Linked DNA regions of Homo sapiens: region 1 is linked to region 2. A link is a loop called in an ENCODE intact Hi-C map of the cell type or tissue named here. Cell type or tissue: psoas muscle. All regions are shown on one strand. Links, peaks and the distances in the headings refer to the core of each region. The heading gives the core; the rest is flanking DNA. Region 1 overlaps LOC124905094 (a long non-coding RNA gene). Region 2 overlaps GRK3 (G protein-coupled receptor kinase 3).

The links. A loop is a pair of places that touch in the nucleus more often than their neighbours do. Peaks named below come from ENCODE experiments on the same cell type or tissue, not always from the same donor. Only the 100,000 strongest peaks of a DNase experiment are listed, where the experiment ranks them.
Region 1: it touches region 2 in a loop (2.5-fold over the local background); 3 of 110 quality-filtered maps call a loop at or near these places.

Annotation. Positions count from the first base shown.
Region 1 is chr22:25,478,672-25,488,235 of GRCh38, reverse strand. LOC124905094 (a long non-coding RNA gene) reads right to left here. Exons shown (of 2, transcript XR_007068036.1): 2 at 8,265-9,564. Among named protein-coding and RNA genes, the nearest start is that of MIR6817, 28 kb to the right of the region's middle. RefSeq lists an enhancer at 1,770-1,819. In psoas muscle, for the core only: no CTCF peak of the experiment used is centred there; a DNase peak (open chromatin) is centred at 4,865.
Region 2 is chr22:25,708,000-25,717,563 of GRCh38, reverse strand. GRK3 (G protein-coupled receptor kinase 3) reads right to left here. Exons shown (of 21, transcript NM_005160.4): 16 at 7,600-7,666; 17 at 6,401-6,496; 18 at 2,994-3,156. It also overlaps the pseudogene RNA5SP494. Among named protein-coding and RNA genes, the nearest start is that of MYO18B, 29 kb to the left of the region's middle. In psoas muscle, for the core only: no CTCF peak of the experiment used is centred there; no DNase peak of the experiment used is centred there; H3K4me3 peaks cover 543 bases; H3K27ac peaks cover 2,256 bases.

The sequences.
Region 1 (9,564 bases), core at 621-8,620, 230 kb after region 2:
CCTGGGCTATGCACACCAAGATGAGAGAGGGAGGAGAATTAGAGACACGAGCATAAGGCCAAGGCTGGAGATCTAGGTTTTCAGAAATCAAAGCTTACATTTTTTTTCCTACAAATCCATCCACCCAGCCCATCCCACCCACCTTTCCACATCTCCACCTATTCACCCATCCATCCATTCATCCATACCTTCATTCATGCATTCATCTATCATCCACCCATCCTTGTATCCACTCATGCATCTATCTGCCCATCCACCCACCCTTCCACCCACCTTTCCATCCATCCTTCCATCCATCCATCCACCCGCCCATCCATTCATCCACCCACCCTTCCACTCACCTTTCCATCCATCCATCCACCAGCCCATCCACCCACACACCCATCCTTCTATCCACCTTTCCATCCGTCCATCCATCCATCCATCCGTCCATCCATCCATCCATCCACCCATCCATCCACACTTCCATCCACCCACACATCTACCCATCCATCCATCCATCCATCCACTCATCCATGCATCCATTCATGCATCCATCTATCATCCACCCATCCTTGTATCCACTTACGCATCCATCTACCCATCCACCCACCCTTCCACCCGCCTTTCCATCCATCCGTCCACCTACCCATCCACCCATCCATCCACCCACTCTCCCACCAATTCAACCACCCATCTACCCATCCATCCATTTTTATCTGTCCACCAACCCATCCACCCTTTCACGCACCTTTCCATCCATCCATCCACCCATCCATCTACCCACCCATTCACTCACCCATCCATCCATCCACCCACTCACCCACTCTTCTACCCACCCTTCCACCCATTCATCCATCCATCCATTCATCTATCCACCCATCCACCTACCCTTACACCCACCTTTCCACTCATCCATCCACCCACCCATCCACTCACCTACCCATTCATCCACCCACACATCCACCCACGCATCCACCCATCCATTCATCTATGCATCTCTTCATCCACCCATCCACACTCCCATTCAGTCACCCACCCATCTGCCCATTCATCCATCCATTCACTATTTATTGAGTGCCTTCTATGTGCCTGGCACCGTGCCAGGAATTCACTGGTGAACATGATCCATTAGAAATCTGCCCTTGTCGGCTGGGTGCAGTGGCTCACTCCTGTAATCCCAGCACCTTGGGAGGCCAAGATGGGCCGATCACAAGGTCAGGAGATCGAGACCATCCTGGCCAACACGGTGAAACCCCGTCTCTATTAAAAAAAAAATACAAAAAATTAGCCGGGCATGGTGGCGGGCACCTGTAGTCCCAGTTACTCGGGAGGCTGTGGCAGGAGAATGGCGTGAACCCGGGAGGCAAAGCTTGCAGTGAGCCGAGATCGTGCCACTGCACTCCAGCCTGGGCGACAGAGTGAGAGACTGTCTCGAAAAAAAAAAAAAAAGAAGAAGAAATCTGCCCTTGTCGAGTTTACATTCTGGAGGGGTGTTCAGACAATAAGTAAACAAAGCAATAAATATTACAATTGCTTTTTGGGTAGGTATATTAAGCCATTGCCCAGGGGGTGCAATTTGAGCACCTTTTCTGGATAGGGCAGTTACAGGCACATGTTATCTTCTAATTTAATTCTCATTACTACCTAATGAGGTTGTTACTATTAATATTCATGTTTCACAAAGAGGCAAGCAGACTCAGAGTAGTGAGGTAACGTGCCTAAGGTCACACAGCTGGCAAGCATCAGAGCTGCGATTGAAACCCAAATGTAGCCACTGATCATGGTGGAGCATCAGGAGGAGAAATTACTGTATTCAGGGCCTTCTGCCTCTTTTGTTCTGGGCCTTGTACCAATGTTGGGGCCATTGACACACAGGGGTCTCACCCACACAATCACACTCCTTGCACCTGCTCTTGGTCTGATGACTCAGATATTCAGGAAGTGGGATAAACTTTAACCCAGCTCATCCTTGCTGGGCCCCAAGACAGCCATGCCTTCTGCTGGGCTCACATCTCTGCCACTTGTTCAGGCCTTCCATCAGCAGGGCAGCCACAGAGTTTCAGAAAAGATCTTCTGGATGTAAACAGAAAAAGCACCTGCGGGTAAAGGGATGGGCGGCCACCTCTGGGCTCATAAGAGCACCAAAGAGTCTGGACTCAGGTGTCCACACTGCCATAGATTTGCTGTGTGACCCTGGGCAAGTCACCACCTCCCTTTTGATCTTTGTTCCCTTTCTGTGCTGCCTGCTGGTAGGGCTTGTGCCTGCTACAGTCACTCATCCAGATGTTTCTGAGAACCTACCATGTGCCAGGTTTTGTGACAGCCCCCAAGGAGCAACTAAGCACAGAATTATAGTTCCAAGAGACAAGCCACAAGGTGCTATGAGAATGTAAAATGGGTTGGCCTGATCTGGATTAAAGGCTACAAAGGACTTGCTGGGGGAGTGACATTTCCCCTGAGACTTAAAGGAGGATTAGAAGATAACTAGGTGCAAATATGGAAAAGGGATTCTTGGCCAGAGGAACCGCATCTGCAAAGGCCCCAATATGGGAAAGAGTTTGCTGAGTCAAGGACCCGGGAAGTCACCCACATCGCTGGCACCCAGAGTGAGAGGCATACAGTGCAGGACAAGCACAGGGAGGTCAGGGGCTGGGTTTTGCAGGGTCTTGGAGACAGCAGTGGGATTTGGGACCCCGAGCAGAGGGAGGTGGGGAGCGAGTAAGCTCCAGGGAGCCCAGATATGCATGAACTAGGCTGCGTAGACCCACTTTTTGGGCTGGGGGCTGCACAGAGGGCAGTCAGGTGGGACACTGGAGCTTCAGAAACAGACTTAACCTACTTCATAATATTGCCAGGACTAGATTGTGTAAGACAGCATGGGTTAGTGGATAGGAGGATGTGGGTCAATAGCTTTAGGTAGACCCTGGAAATTTACCCTATGGGAGGGCAGGGCTCAGAGCTTTGTGTGAGCAGCTATGTAATTTGTTTATCCCTTTGGTTTGAGCATCCTCTTGGCCAGGGGTCCTAATCTTCAGTTAGAGCTCTGTCAATTGCAAGTAGCAGAGAACCTGGCCTGAGAAAAGGGAATTCATTGGCTCCTGTGTTTGAACAGCCCAAGGGCAGACCTTCAGGTATGGCTTGATCCAGGGTCTTCACTGATATCACCAAGATCCTGTTTCTCCACTTCTCAACATGACTTCCTTGGATATGACAACATGTGCAGATCCCTCAACAAAAATGGCATTGACAGCTCTGCATTCCATCTTCATCCCTCCAAGAGCCTCAGAAAAGAATCCGCAGGCTCTTCTTAGGACTTTAGGCCATGCACAGACTCTGATTGACCCATACTTAGACTAGTTAGTGGCCAGAGAGACAGAATGTGCTGGCTGGCTTAGTTTAGGTCCTATGTTCCATTACTCATATCCAGGGTGGAGATGGCTTCCTTGAAAGCATAGAGAATGAATGTGAGTGAGGGGGTTTCCCACTCTAGCAATACTGGGGCATTGTTGCCACATAAAAGGGAGAGGTAATAAGCTGGATGAGAAGAGCCACATATGTCTATCATAGGGAGGGGCCCATGATCCCCCGGGGGTGAGAGCATTCTGGGGCCTACCTGGGGAGTGGAAAACGTTGTCTCAGCATTGCTAGGCTTTGAGATAAGGGTCAGGGCTAGGAGTCAGTCAGGAAGACAAAGTGAAGAGTCAAGGAGAGGTGTGGTCACTAGAAAGCAGAGACCTGGAGGAAGTGGTGGAGGTCAGGGAAGACTCACAGCATGTATGGAGTTCTGAGTGTACAGATGTGATATGAAGAGCTTTGCATGTCACAGGGAGGTGTGCCCACACTGATCCAGGATGGGATGGGGATGCTCACCTTCAGTCCCACTTTCCCACTCTAAGTATCTGGGGAGTTTCTCTCCATGACCTGCCAGTGTATAGAGGTCTCCTATGGTTTCAAACATTGGAGAGTGGAAGTCTGAGAAGATGAGTAGAAGGGCCTGGGTCTCCCTCTGTGTAGGCTGTGGGCTGCCATTGGCCTTTGTTGCAGATGGATCAAAGTTCCATGAGTACAGAGAGAAAGAGAAACAGGATCCTGTTGACATTTGAGCCCCTGGATCAAGCCATGCCTGAAGGTTGTCCACCTACTGGGCAGGCAATATAAAATTATCTCTGGGTACCCAGGTGCTTCCCTCCTGGCTGTCCAGCCCTCCACTTATGAACCTGGCACTTTCTGGGCAGCAGCCACACTCCTGGACCTCTTTTCAGTCTGAGAACCCACTTTCCCCATCCCTTCCTTCCCAGACCCTTGTACTCTTAAGGCGACCCTATGTCCTGGTTTCCCTGGACTGTTTTAATGTCTATTGTCCTTGTGTAATTCTTCATAGTGCCTCTTTCATTCTCAAAGTATCTTGCTTTGGATAATAAATAACAGTCACTTCACACATCCCTCCATTCTGACGTTCCTGCTCACTTCCTTTCTCACTGCAGACCTTACAGGCCTGAGAGCTGTTAAAACTTGAATCAAAATTATTAGCAACAACAACAAAATCCAGTCTCTCTCTACCAATGCAGGAGAGACTTAGCCTTTGACAATACCTCTCTGAGGTTTGTTTACATCCAGTCCTGGCAAAAGGCCCTTTCTGCAACGATATGTGACAGGTGAAATGATTCCTTCTGAAGGAGAAAAAAAAAAAAAAAGAATTCTCACATCAAAACAGCTTCAGTCCTGAGGGTTTCCCTGCCTCCACCCACTCCATGTTCCTGTTCCCATTCATTCTTACAATAAACCCCTTGTTTTAAGGTAGCTTGTCTGAGTCTCTTTTTCCTGCAACAAAAAGAGGTGTACCTAAAATAGGCCAGGGCCTGGGCCAATGGCCAAATTTAGATGAAAAACTGGGTCAGGCAGGAGAGGGAGCAGCAGGCTGGGAACTTTTGAGTATTGGGGCTAGACAGCTCCTGCTGATGGGGCACTTCCTCTGTGCCAGCCCATTAATTTATTAAGTAGTAAAATTAATCTTATTTAATTTTCTTACTGTCCTTTGAGGTAGGGACTGTTATCTACAGTTGATAGAGAAGAATACTAAGGCTCAGAGAGTCAGGATTTGGGTATCCTATCCCAGTCCTCTCCATCCAAGATCTGCAGGTTGGGGCACCAGGGCAGACTTCCAGAACACAAAAGGGTAGTGGGAATCTTGGCCATCTGGCATGGAGACGCTCAGCCTGCATGGCCCAAGCTGGAACTCTTCTGCACAAACAGGTCTGTAGCTTTCTTCATCATTTTTAAGTGAATTTGAGGAGTGTGGAACAGCCAGAGATCATTGTTTTAGCTCAAATGAATTTAAGCAAGATACGGAAAATGTAGTTAGATCCAGGTTCTCATGTGCTATTGACCCATGTGGCTGGCACTCAGTTCTCTCTCCATCTCTCTTTCATGTGTTACTCCCTCTACTAGGTATAAAGAATGGTCACAGGCAGTCCCAAGCTTCATCCTTACAGCTTGTAATCCATAAGGTCTAACTATCTGTCTGTCTGTCTGTCTGTCTATCTATCTATCTATCTATCTATCTAACTATCTATCTATCTATCGCTCTTCCTCTCTCTCAGCTTCCACATAGAAATCCAACTAAGGATTTGGATTGGCTCTGCTTGGGTCACATGTTCACCTCAGGACCAATCACTGAGCCCAAGAGGACACTGACATGGGTGCTAGGATTGGCTCAGCCTGGTCACAGGCCCTCCGCTGTGGTGAGGAGGGCAGACAACAGTGATTAACAGCCTCTGGGGAGTGAGGGAGGCATGGTTTCATCAAGGAAGGGACGCTAGTGGTCAAAATCAATACATCCACCATGCTTCAAAAGATATGTAGCAGGGATACCTAGTTTAAAAGTTTTTAATGTGTATTTCATTTTGCTTTCCTGAGTACAGATTTTTATCTCTACCACGCTAGGCATCCATTAGTCTGGGTGAGATTAGAATTTATTACAGAAAATGCAAAGAGAAAGACAAGTGATGTTAAGCTTTAGACATCAAAATTAGATTATGTACCAGACGATAGCCTTAAGGAAGAATTCTACAGGTTCCTTATCTTTGAGCTTATGAATAATTGTGCCAAACATCTTAGAACATAGAGTTTGTCTGTGGATTGCAGGGTCTGTCCCATCTGCCTAAAACCGTTGGGTACCCCTGATAAAGAGAGGACATGATGGAGGTCAGGAGATCGAGACCATCCTGGCTAACGGTGAAACCCCGTCTCTACTAAAAATACAAAAAATTAGCCAGGCGTGGTGGCAGGTGCCTGTCGTCCCAGCTACTCGGGAGGCTGAGGCAGGAGAATGGCGTGAACCCAGGAGGCGGAGCTTGCAGGGAGCCGAGATGGCGCCACTGCACTCCAGCCTGGGCTGCAGAGCGAGACTCCGCCTCACAAAAAAAAAAAAGAGAGAGAGAACGTGATGTAGTGGAAGTAGAAGAAATGTCTGCCTGTTTTCTGACTTCTCCAATGATATTTCTCTATAACATGCATCAATGGTTATTATTTCTGTTTAAACGTGTTTTTAAATGTGTTTAAAACAAATAGGGGAAGATATTAGAACACATAACTTGGACACTGATGGTTAATTTTATGTGTCAGCATTGTGGGGAGAAGTGGGAGCAAAATGGGAAAATCCTCTTCCCATGATATTTCTCTATAACATGCATCAATGATTATTATTTTTGAGCACCCACTGTCCCCCTCAGGCATTGTGCTATGAGAGAGATCATTTGTTGTTTCACTATCCCTATGAAATAAGCATTTCTATCATTCAAACTGTTGGTTGTGAGCAAGTTCTGTCAAACAAAATGTGTTTAAAACAAATAGGGGAAGGTAGCCAGGTGTGGTGGCTCACGCCTGTAATCCCAGCACTTTGGGAGGCCGAGGTGGGTGGATCATGAAGTCAAGAGATCAAGACCATCCTGGTCAACATGGTGAAACCCCGACTCTACTAAAAAAGTACAAAAATTAGCTGGGTGTGGTGGCACGCACCTGTAGTCCCACCTGCTTGGGAGGCTGAGGCAGGAGAATCACTTGAACCCAGGAGGCAGAGGTTACAGTGAGCAGAGATTGCGCCACTGCACTCCAGGCTGGTGACAGAGCAAGACTCCGTCTAAAAGAAAAAGGGGACAGTATTAGATCATATAACTTGGGACACTGTGATGGTTAACTTTATGTGTCAACTTGACTGAGCCACAGGGTGCCCAGATATTTGGTCAAACATTATTCTGGGTGTGTCTGTGAGGGCGTTTTTGGATAAGATTAACACATGAATTGGTAGACTGAGTAAATTTTCTTCCCTGCTATGGGTGGCTCTCACCCAATCCGTTAAAGGCCTGAATAGAACAAAAGGCTCATACTCCTACAAGTTAGAGGGAAATTTTCCTGACTACTGGCATTGAGCTGGGACACTGATCTTCTCCTGTTTTCCAAATCAAACAAAAACATGAGCTCTTCTTGACTATCCAGACTGCTGGTTCTTGAATTGCTGCAATCTCATACAACTTTAAGCTGGGTGTGGTGGTGCACACATGCAGTCCCAAGCTACTTGGGAGGCTGAGGCAGGAGGATCACCTGAGCCCAGGAATTTGAGGCTGTAGTGAGCAATGATCACACCACTGCACTCCAGTCTAGGTGCCAAAGTGAGATTTTAACTCTTTGAAAAAAACAACTTAAATGAATGGTAAACTGCTTCTTATAGATGAACAAAGTAAGTGTATTTTGAGGTGGAACCTACTGCTGGTGAAGATGCTGTGAACATCGTTGATATGACAACAAACATTTAGAATATATATATATACATACATATGTATGTATATATATATATATATATATTTTTTTTTTTTTTTTTTTTTTTTTTTTTGAAGTGGAGTCTCACTCTGTGGCCCAGACTGGAGTGCAGTGGCACAATCTTGGCTCACTACAACCTCCGCCTCCTGGGTTCAAGTGATTCTCTTGCCTCAGCCTCCCAAGTAGCTGGGACTACGATGCCCACCATCACACCCAGCTAATTTTTGTATTTTTAGTAGAGATAGGGTTTCACCATATTAGTTAGACTGGTCTCAAACTCCTGACCTCAGGTGATCCACCCACCTTGGCCTCCCAAAGTGCTGGGATTACAGGCATGAGCCACTGCGCCTGGCCACATTTAGAATATTTCATACACTTAATAGCTAAAGCAGCAGCAGGGTTGGAGAGGATTAACTCAAATTTTGAAAGAAGTTCTACTGTCCATAAAGTGCTATCAAACAGTATCATATGCTTCCATGAAATCTTTAATGAAAGAGTCCATCAATGTGGCCAACTTTATTGTTGTCATATTTTAAGAAACTGCCACAGCCACCCCAACCTTCAGCAACCACCACCCTAATGAGTCAGCAGCCATAAACATCAAGGCATGACCCTCCACGAGCAAAAAGATTACAATTTGCAGAAGGCTCAGATGATTGCTAGCAATAAAGTATTTTTAATTAAGGTATGTACAGTGGTTTTTAGATGTAATGGTATTGCACACTTAATACACTATAGTGTAACTTTTACGTGCACTGGGAAATCAAAAATTCCTATGACCCACTTTATTGCAATATTTGTTTTATTGAGGTGGCCTGCAACCAAACCTACAGTATCTCTGAGTTATGCCTGTGTATATTATTTGGAGAACATTGACTAGTACAGATACTCAGCCGGAATTCTGGATACGCTTCAGGTATGGCTGTATCCAGGATCTTTAACAATGTCATTAGGCTCCACCATCTCTTGCCAGATCTTAGACAAGAGTTATTCATATGGTACATGTGATGGGTGACACTGGCAACCCTGGCTCATGTCCTAAACGTAGCCACCTTAAGAAAGAAAGAACATCTCCCTATATTCACCTGATTAGCCTCCCTTGGGTCATGTGTCTATTCCTGAACCCATCACTGTGATCCAAGGATGTGATACAATGGAAGGGCACCAGGATTGATAAAACCTAAGGAGTCCAGGAGTCTTACAAAGCAAGCCTGAGAGGAACACAAGGATGGATCAAGTAGGCACTGTGACTATGCCCGTTTTACAGTTGAGGAAACTGGCCCAGAGTGTTTAAGTGATTGGCCACGTACAAGCCTCAGAGCTGGTAAACATCAATGCCAGGATTTAAGCCCAGGCCTCTCCACAGGGCCTTAATTCCTTCTCCATACTACCTCTCACCCTTTAGTCCTGGCCAAAAGCCAAAATCTTCCAACACCCCAATCCCTGGTCCTCACATGCAGGTGCCCACCCTGCACCTGGCACATAGTAGGGGTGCAGTAAGCTTAAGTACTGCCCCTGCAGCTGGACACAGCCCTCAGTGCCTTGCTACAGGCAGCTCTGTCTAATCTGCCCCATCAGATCTTTATTTGGATCTTTCTCCCTGCCTCAGCTCTGAGAAGGAACCCGAGTGACCAGCTGAGCCTGCCAGGCAGTTGGCATCAGTCCCCACCCAGCTGTCCCCATCCTCTGATACATTTTTATTCCTTTTGAGAACTACCCAATTTAGACAGCTCAAAAACAGATGTTTCTTAACAACTATAGTTTCCA
Region 2 (9,564 bases), core at 965-8,964:
TGGCACGTGAATGCCCAGGTGCTGGGCATGTTCCAGATATTCTGGGTTCAGCAGAGAACAAGAGACAAAAACCCCTGCTTCAGAGAGCTTACAATCTAGTGAGTGTTTCAGACCATAAGTAAACACGTAAAACCCATGTCAAGTCATCTGGAGACAAGCAGGTAAAGAACAAAGGAGAGGGAGGGCCAGGGAGGGTCAGTGGTGATGGGGAAGGATGGAGTCGTCCTTTTCACTGAGAAGTGCTTGCATTTCCGAAATCTGTTTAAAATACGAGCACAGTCATCCCTTGGTAGCCACAAGGGGTAGGTTCCAGGACCCCAGCAGACACCGAAATCAGTAGATGTTCAAGTCATCAATATAAAATGGCATGGTGTTTGCATAGAACCTACATATATCCTCCTACAAACTTTAAATCACCTCTAGTTTACCTATAATACCTAATACAGTGTAAATGCTACATAAATAGTTGTTACACTGTGTAGCAGTGGTCCCGAACCTTCTTGGCACCGGGGACCAGTTTAGTGGAAGACAATTTTTCCACAGACGGGGATGGGGGAATGGTTTTGGGTTCAAACTGTGCTACTTCAGATCAAGCATTCGATTCTCATAAGGAGCACGTAACCTAGATCCCTCACGTGCGCAGTTCATGATAGGGTTTGCAATCCTACGAGAATCTCAGGCCACTGCTGATCTGACAGGAGGCGGAGCTCAGGTGGTGATGCTCACTCGCCCAGCACTGATCTCCTGCTGTGCAGCCCGGTTCCTAACTGGCCTCCCCACTGGGGGTTGGGAACCCCTGCTGTATGGCTTTTATTTGCATTATTTTTTATTGTTGTATTGTTATTCTTATTGGTTTTCTCCAGATATTTTTGATCATGGTTGGTCGAATCCACAGATGCAGAACCTGAGATGTGGAGGACCAACTTTATTATAATTTTTTTTTTTCAGGAATCTAAGCCTAGACTATATTTTTCTATAAAGGTGACCTCTGAGATTGTCAGCCAAGACCTACTTATGCACGAATTACTTACTAACACAGGAAGATAAATTCATTGATTTGCTAAACTTTCTAATTACAGCTCTAACTAGAAGGATACACTTGAACATGCTTATGAAGATCTATATATAGTTGTGGATCCAATTAATCAGGATTCTAGTGACACCATGACCCCCCCTTGAGCAAGTCGACATTGATTCAATTTCCTGTGTAAAATCTGCTGTGGCAAACACACCCCAGTGTGATCACAATGGACCGGTTCTCTAAAGAAGAGCTTATGGCCGGGCGCAGTGGCTCACGCCTGTAATCCCAGCACTTTGGGAGGCCAAGGCAGGCGGATCATGAGGTCAGGAGTTCAAGACCAGCCTGGCCAACATAGTGAAATCCCATCTCTACTAAAAATACAAAAAAAAATAGCCAGGCGTGGTGGTGGGCGCCTGTAATCCCAGCTGCTTGGGAGGCTGAGGCAGGAGAATCACTTGAACCTGGGAGGCGGAGGTTGCAGTGAGCCGAGATCGCGCCACTGCACTCCAACCTGGGTGACAGTGTGAGACTCCATCTAGAAAAAAAAAGAAGAGCTTACAAATAAAGGCTATGTGTCCCTGCAGAATTGAGGTAAACAGAGTTAAAAGAATGCAGGATTCCCTTGGTGTATTCTGGCAACGTTTATATAAAGAGTAAGTCATCCAGAATTGAAGACACTTTAAATGCCACAGGAAAATCATCAGATAAGACCAAGGAATCCTATACCAAGATGCTGCTACCAAAGTAACCTATTAATAGAGTGAAAGAGTTTCTGGCCATTCTTGTTACATAAGGTTAACCTTGCAAGGGTCTTTGCTCAGAGGGAAGATGAAATTACATCTTAACATAATCATCGACTACAATAAATTTAATTATCCACAATTCATGAAATCTTAGAAAAATCAAGAGTAACCATATTCAGTGAAATGAGAATGACTGATTTATTTAAAACTTATGTTTCCTACTTGATGTTATGTTTAGTAGGGCATTGAATTATTTACATAAAAATACAGTTTGGCAATTTTTTTTTTTTTGAGACAGCTTCTCGCTGTGTCACCCAGGCTAGAGTGCAGTGGCACAATCTCAGCTCACTGCAGACGACCTCCTGGTCTCAAGTGATCTTCCTGTCTCGGCCCCCCAGTCCCTGGGACTACAGGTGCATGCCACCACACCTGGCTAATTCTTATTTTTTGTAGAGATGGGGTTTCACCATGTTGCCCAGGCTGGTCTTGGACTTCTGGACTCAAGTGATCCTCCTGCCTCGGCCTCCCGAGGTGCTGGGATTACAGACATGAGCCACTGCACCTGGCCTGATTTGGCAATTTTTAAAATGCTGTTTGTAATATAAATGTCTTTATATATTTAACTCTTTTGTCTATGGCCATACAACCCTTAACACACCCGATGTCATCTGATCTTGGAAGCTAAGCAGGGTTGGGCCTGGTTAGTACTTGAATGGGAGACATTTACCTCTCTTGACAAGTGACATGTCGTGCTAAGTTCCTCGCCAGGACCAGCTACATACTTCTCGGGCCCCAGTGCAAAATGAAAAGGCAGGCCCCTTGTTCAAAAATGACTAAGAGTCTCAAGGTGATGACAACAGAGGACTAAACTGAGTCAGGTGCCCAGATGACCGCACAGGGCACACACCAATGACACCAACCCCACTCCAGACACTGTCATACTCAATCTGGAAGGAAAAAACGTCCAAACCAGTCCCCAAGCACTCCAAGATAAAAGGGCATACTAAAGAAACCCGGCCACCTGTCTCCATAGACTTATTTGTGTGCTGCCTGAAGACTTTGAAATATTAGACTGAGCTCTTCCAAGCCAGAGCAAACTAAAGCGATTTATGGCATTGCTTTCTTCTCGACTGCAAAATACCTTACGACCCAAATACTTTTTCAGCTTTACAAGAAATTTTGAAAATTTACTGCATTAGAAATGTTTTGAGACACGTGAGCTATTTTACCTTCTTCGTGGCCAAGTTGCTTATTTTTAGCTCTCTTCCTGGCCTCGATTTTATCTGTGTCTGCATTTACTGCTTCATAAACTGTTTCCGTTACTTCTTGCTGCCAGCGTTCAGAGATGACCAAAGGGAAGTTCTTGTAGAGTTCTTGGTCGCAATCAAGTAGCTGATTATTTTAAGAAATCAAGATATTTATGATTTAACATACTTACAAAGGTAAGAGTCCGCGGCGCCACATCCATGGTGACTCTATCATAACTCTATATAGGAAGATGACTAGATGGCAGCAGTAATCATTTCGAGGCAGGTTCTTAGTTATCATAAATCTCTGCTAATGACAACTCAAGCAATCATCATCCACAAACAGAACTGATGAGCACTTCACTTTCAGTCCTGGATCAGCTACAATCAACCCAATCTTGTATACTATCTTCATGACATGTTTTGCCAACGAAAACTCACATATACAGAATTTTACTTGAAGTACTGAGATTCTGACAACAAAGTAAAATTTCAATTATGGTAAGGATATTTTGTTTATATAGGTAGGAAAACTGTTTCTATAGTTTCAGAAACAGTTATAAGGGAGAAGCCAAGAGGGCTTTTGAACCTACCCTCAATTAATCTGAAAAGTTAGAAAAACAAAAGGTAAATGAAGCTGAGCTTCCTATTAATTCCATGAACCTTCCAACTATTTACAGTTTGACATCATAATCATATGTATAAGAAATCTCAAGACATATGGGGAGTTCAGGCAATGGAGCCTTTAAGAGCTGCTGGAACAAAAATTATACTTAATGGTAGCATTTTTCTTCTAAACGATTATTCAAAATTCTTCTTTCTGCCCTCTAGGTAAGGCTGCATTTTGAATATGAGCAAAGAAAATGGTTTTCTGCATGTGAACTACATTTTTATAGCAGAAATACTAGCAAGCCTGCTGGTAAATACATGCTTGTCTTAGAAGCACAGACCTCCTTAGAAACTTGATTTGCTTACTCCTTGAAAGATAAGCAGGGGTAGGTATCATAACAGGCAAAATACTGAGAAGGGCAAGAAAGACCAAGGAGGCTAAGGCACTTGCACACACTCCCTTAGCAAATCAACAGAACACCAGAAGAAGCTGCATCCCACATGCCAATATGGGGCCTACTCCATCCAGTCTCATTGATCTATTATAATAATCTGTTGATTCTGAGGTCGCTTTGACCTGTAGAGTTTTTCCTCTTTCTGTTTTCTTCAGACATTCTATCTAAGCCCATAGCTGAGCCCCTCAGTTGCTCTGAATGGGACTGGAGGTGCGTGTGTGAGTGTGTGTGTGAGTGATGGGGTGTTGAAAACCTCAAGGTCCGATGAGCACCTGAGATCAGGCACACAGGGACAGGCTCTGAACGGTCTGGCAAAGAGTCAAAGCATGCTCCTTGCCCAGGCAGTTATTCTGAAATGGCCAACTCTGTTTAATAGACACTGTTCTACCGCCTATAATTTCAGAAAGACTTGATCTTTATGACTGAGCCCACCTTGCTGAAAATGAATTTTTTTAAAAAAGAACTTATGTTTACATGAGGTGAGTTTTCCCCCACCCTTTTAAAGAAAATGTATTATTTAGGCTGTTTTTAAAAGACAGTTTCTTAAAATGCAGTCCCCTGCCCTCCCTGCTGGACTCAGCTCTCACGGGAGCAGGACCTGGGCTTCTTGTTTACAGCTGAATCCCTACCAGACAGGACTTCTTGTTCTAAGTGTGCTCTTTCTCAGCTCTTGCTCAGGAAGAACCAAAACATAATAATAGAAGCTACTAGTTTGTCAAGCATTGACTATATGCCTGTAGCCTTCAGCAGGCCACCTCATTTATCCTCAGAGAAAGCTTGGCAATGAAACCACCCACTTTACAGGTGAGAAAGCCAAGACTCGAGAGGTTGCAGAATGGCCCACATTCACTCAGCTCAGTGGCAGATCCCAGCCCAGTCTGTCTGACTCCAAAGCCTAGATCTTGGTTTACAACATTTTTAAGTATGATCATCTCTTTTTAACATTAAAAAATGTTTGTGGGCACCCACGTAATAGTGTTTTATTTTTAGTACTCTGACGGACAGATAGTGGTATACAGCAGGTGAAAAAATTCTATTGTGACAGCAGTAAATTTTTTAAATACCTTTGTAAATGGATTGTTCCCCAAAGCACTGCTGTATACTCATATACCTGACAGGTATCAATGGTTCCGGCTACAGACGATGCCTGGTTGTGCACAGGTCTAGGCATCGGTCTCAATGCTGACCCCAGCCACTGCTCCAGACCACAGAAGGGTGTCCCTCAGTTGGTCAGCAATCCTCACAGCCCTGTGACCTGGGCCCTCTGCACTTTGCCTTCACCTAACCTCCAACACCAGAAAAGCTGGTCCCATGAACACCCCAATCACCATCATGGCCCAGCCCCTCATCTCCTGGGGCCCCTAGCTCTGACCAGCTGCCACTGGGTTCCCCAGGTGCACTTGGCGTGTACATGCTGCTCTCCTTCCCCACAATCCTCCCATCTTCCTCCAGCCATTTACTGGCTTTTCTGTCCCACAGTCTAGCTGGTCCCAGTCCTACGTGTCTCCAGTTATAGCTCCTGCTAGGCCCTTGCATTTTACTTGTCACTCTTTTATTTACACCTCACAGGTGTGTGTTTTAATAGTGCTGCAGCCTTCTGGAGAAGGAAGCTACTTGGTGGGGAAGGCAACGCGGGTTTGTGTCAGAAGGGTGTAAATGGGGGCAGCTGAGAAGAAACAGGGAAGGCCCGGGGGCAGGGGGTAGAGCCTGGGGCAAGCTGCCAGCATGGGGGTAGGTGAGAGCTTGATGTAGTGATACACTTTGACCCAGCATCTTAAACAGAATGATCTTCTCTCATGACTCACCATCTCTAATTATGTCTTGTCTCTACTTGGGGGAATAACGATATGAACAAAAGTTCGAAAAATGCAGAGGATTGTATTAAAAAAAACAGTGATTATTTCACCTTTGATTGACAAATGCAAAATGATTCATGCTGTTTGCTCTTTCATCCTAACACGGGGAGATCTAAAAACTTAGAAGAATTGAGACAGCTGGCTCTTTTGCACTAGGGAAGTATGTTTGATATCACACAGCTGTTTTTCCTGCTTCAGGTATAATTCAAGTTTTATTTCAATCACAAATATTCCAAATCAATAATATTTTACCATGTAGTTCCTCAAAAATAAAATTATTAGTCTGAAGAAAGCTTTCAAAGCCTTTAATTTAGATCCTTAACTTACACATTCTTCAAATATGTTGATACTCATTTGTAAGTTAAATACTATAAACAGCCCAATATTAAAACAACCACTAAGTTTGATTTCCAACAGAAATCATCCCATCCAAAAATAAAAATAAAGAAATAAATGATCACATGTGTACCTTAATCCCTTTGGTATCCTCTTCATCAAATGAGCCAATATCAAAGGCATCAGCAGCATTGACTTCTCCCCGGGGAGGAATCAAGGGTGGTGGGTACTGGAAGATCCAAACAAGCATGGTACAGTTTTCAGATGATCGTATGGCCCTGTCCCAACCTAACATTCTACAAAGACAGCACAGTGCGAGATATCCGCATGCTCCACTGCGCAGCATGTCATTCAAACTTGTAACAAATCACATTTCATATTTTGTAGAAAAGCCACTGCACTCAATAGCCCCAAAGGAAGGCCCTATATTTTAGACAAATTAAAGAAAAATAGGATTCATGTCCAAAGCCTTCAATAATTTTCAAATATAACAAAATCTCAGGACTGCATATCCGTCCAGCTCAGCTTAAGAAAGCACATTCTCTGAGAGGACGCAACACCACCTTTGGGTTGCCGGAGCCACAACAGACAATGGGGCCTGGAGGGAGCAGGGCACATCTGCAAACGCTCCAAGGTATGTGTTAACTGACCCAGAGGTCGGACTCTAATTCAGTAGGACTGACAGATCAGTCTTTCTTTACTACAGAAAATCGTCATTTCTCTGCAGCTTGAGTTCACGCAAAGCAAGTTTAAAGCTGATAATCAACATTTTTCTAAAAATTGAATTTGGGGTGTTTCCTGTATCAACGCAAATATAATGAAGCTTAAAATAAGGAAAGGAAATCATGCTGATATAAAATCATGCTAATTCTTAAATTATGTAGTATTGGGCTAGAAAATATACATACGTTTATGGCAGAAGTTTCACGTACATTTTATAGAGATCTATGTAAAAATACAGTCACATTGAGATAAGAATTCAAGAAGAAGAGCAAAAACTAAAAAAGGCTCAATTATATGTGCATTTGAATTAACTAGATAATAGCTCCATTTTACCTTTTATTAGTTGATATAGGAGATATTTTCAAAATGTTTCTATTAGAGAAATGAAGAGTGAGAGGATGCCCCAAAGGGAACTGGCTACATGGTAACTCTCGGGTAACAAGAGAGTGTGGACACAGGATGCTGGGGGAGGTGGGTGGTGGGGATGCTGGGGAGACACAGCCAGGAAGCCAGCAGTGCATAGAGAGACAGAGACAGAAACTGAGACAGAGATGAGCGGGTAAGGGCGGGGCGGCAGTACCGTAAGTAGAGTCAAGAGGGAGTGAGTACCTTTTGTAAGTAGACATGCTGCCAGTCAACACCTTTGAAAAAGCTGTGCTCTTTTACTTCCTGTGAGCTGGAGGAGAAAGAGTCATAACAGTGCTGAGTATGCATTTGGAAACGTAATAAATATTGTGCAAAACTGTCTCCTGTTAACAATACAGGGGAGCAAGTATTTCCACTTTTTCCTTTAAGAAAGCAAACAAATATGCTTCCTTCAAAACAACAGGAGGAATGCTACGATGTTTAGAATACTGCATGCAGCGCCTGGGAATATTATCCCATATGATCATTTATTTGGGATAGTTATTACAGTTTAAGATAACCTAGAAATTTTCACAGATATATATATACACACGCACACACACACACACACAATAATTCTATAGTCAGGAGAACATAACTGAAAATAAGAATTAAATTGGATATCTACACATTAAAGAAATTTACAGCAAATATTTACACATCGCAATAGATAATGTAATAGGAAAATGACAGGAATGTGAAGCACCACATTTACTCAGAAGCAAACAAGAGATCTAATAATATAATGTATACCAAAACCCTTTATAAATTGAAGAAACCCATCCTGGCTAACACGGTGAAATCCCATCTCTACTAAAAATACAAAAAAATTAGCCGGGTGTGGTGGCTCACGCCTGTAATCCCAGCACTTTGGGAGGCTGAGGCGGGCAGATCACGAGGTCAGGAGATCAAGACCATCCTGGCTAACACGGTGAAACCCCTTCTCTACCGAAAATACAAAAAATTAGCCGGGCATGGTGACGGGCGCCTGTAATCCCAGCTACTCGGAAGGCTGAAGCAGGAGAACGGCGTGAACCCGGGAGGTGGAGCTTGCAGTGAACCGAGATTGCGCCACTGGACTCCAGCCTGGGCGACAGAGCGAGACTCCATCTCAAAAAAAAAATAAAAATAAAAATAAAAAATAAATTGAAGAAACAAGTTTTCTTGAAGGTCATGATTAAAACTTGGAGTACCCAGAGCAAAAGTTGGTCAGGCATGGTGGCTCATACCTGTAATCTTAGCACTTTGGGAGGCCAAGGTGGGTGGATTGTCTGAGTTCAGGAGATCGAGACCAGTCTGGGCAACACAATGAAACCCTGTCTCGACTAAAATACAAAAAATTAGCTGGGCATGGTGGCAGGCGCCTGTAGTCTCAGCTACTCGGGAGGCTGAGGCAGGAGATTTGCTTGAACCCGGGAGGTGGAGGTTGCAGTGAGCCGAGATTGTGCCATTGCACTCCAGCCTGAGTGACAGAGTGAGAATCTGTTGCCAGGAAAAAAAAAAAAAAAATTGCACACTCCAAGGAAAAGCCCGCATGGGGGAGGAGCACTCCCAGCACATGCCACTGACTTTCTATCTCTCCACATCCTGTCACACAGCTCAGGGCTGCTTCTTGGGGTCCTCCTGTAGTCAGTCCCTGGGGCATCTCGCCCAGCCCAGAGCTTGAGTGCCCTTATAGGACTCCTAAATCTGTAGCCCAAGCACCAACCTGTGCCCTGTGTTCCAGGACACTCCTACTCCCCAGCCCACTCAGAGGATGCAGGCAGGGCTAACACAGCCCTCTCCGCACTGCTCCTGCACAGGCCCAGCCAGGATGGTCCTGGATGCCTGTCTTCCCTCAGGCTTCACAGCCACCCCTTGGCCAGACCCAGACCTGACTACTTCCTACCACCTCCCATCCTCACGAGACTCTCGCTTAGGGGTGGTGTTTCTTTTTTTTTGTCACCCAGGCTGGAGTGCAGTGGCGCCATCTCGGCTCACTGCAACCTCCGCCTCCTGGGTTCAAGCGATTCTCCTGCCTCAGCCTCTGAGTAGCTGGGAATACAGGTGCGTGCCACCACACCCGGCTAATTATTATTATTATTATTGTATATTTAGTAGAGATGGGGTTTCACCATGTTGGTCAGGCTGGTCGCAAACTCCTGACCTTGTGATCCACCCACCTCGGCC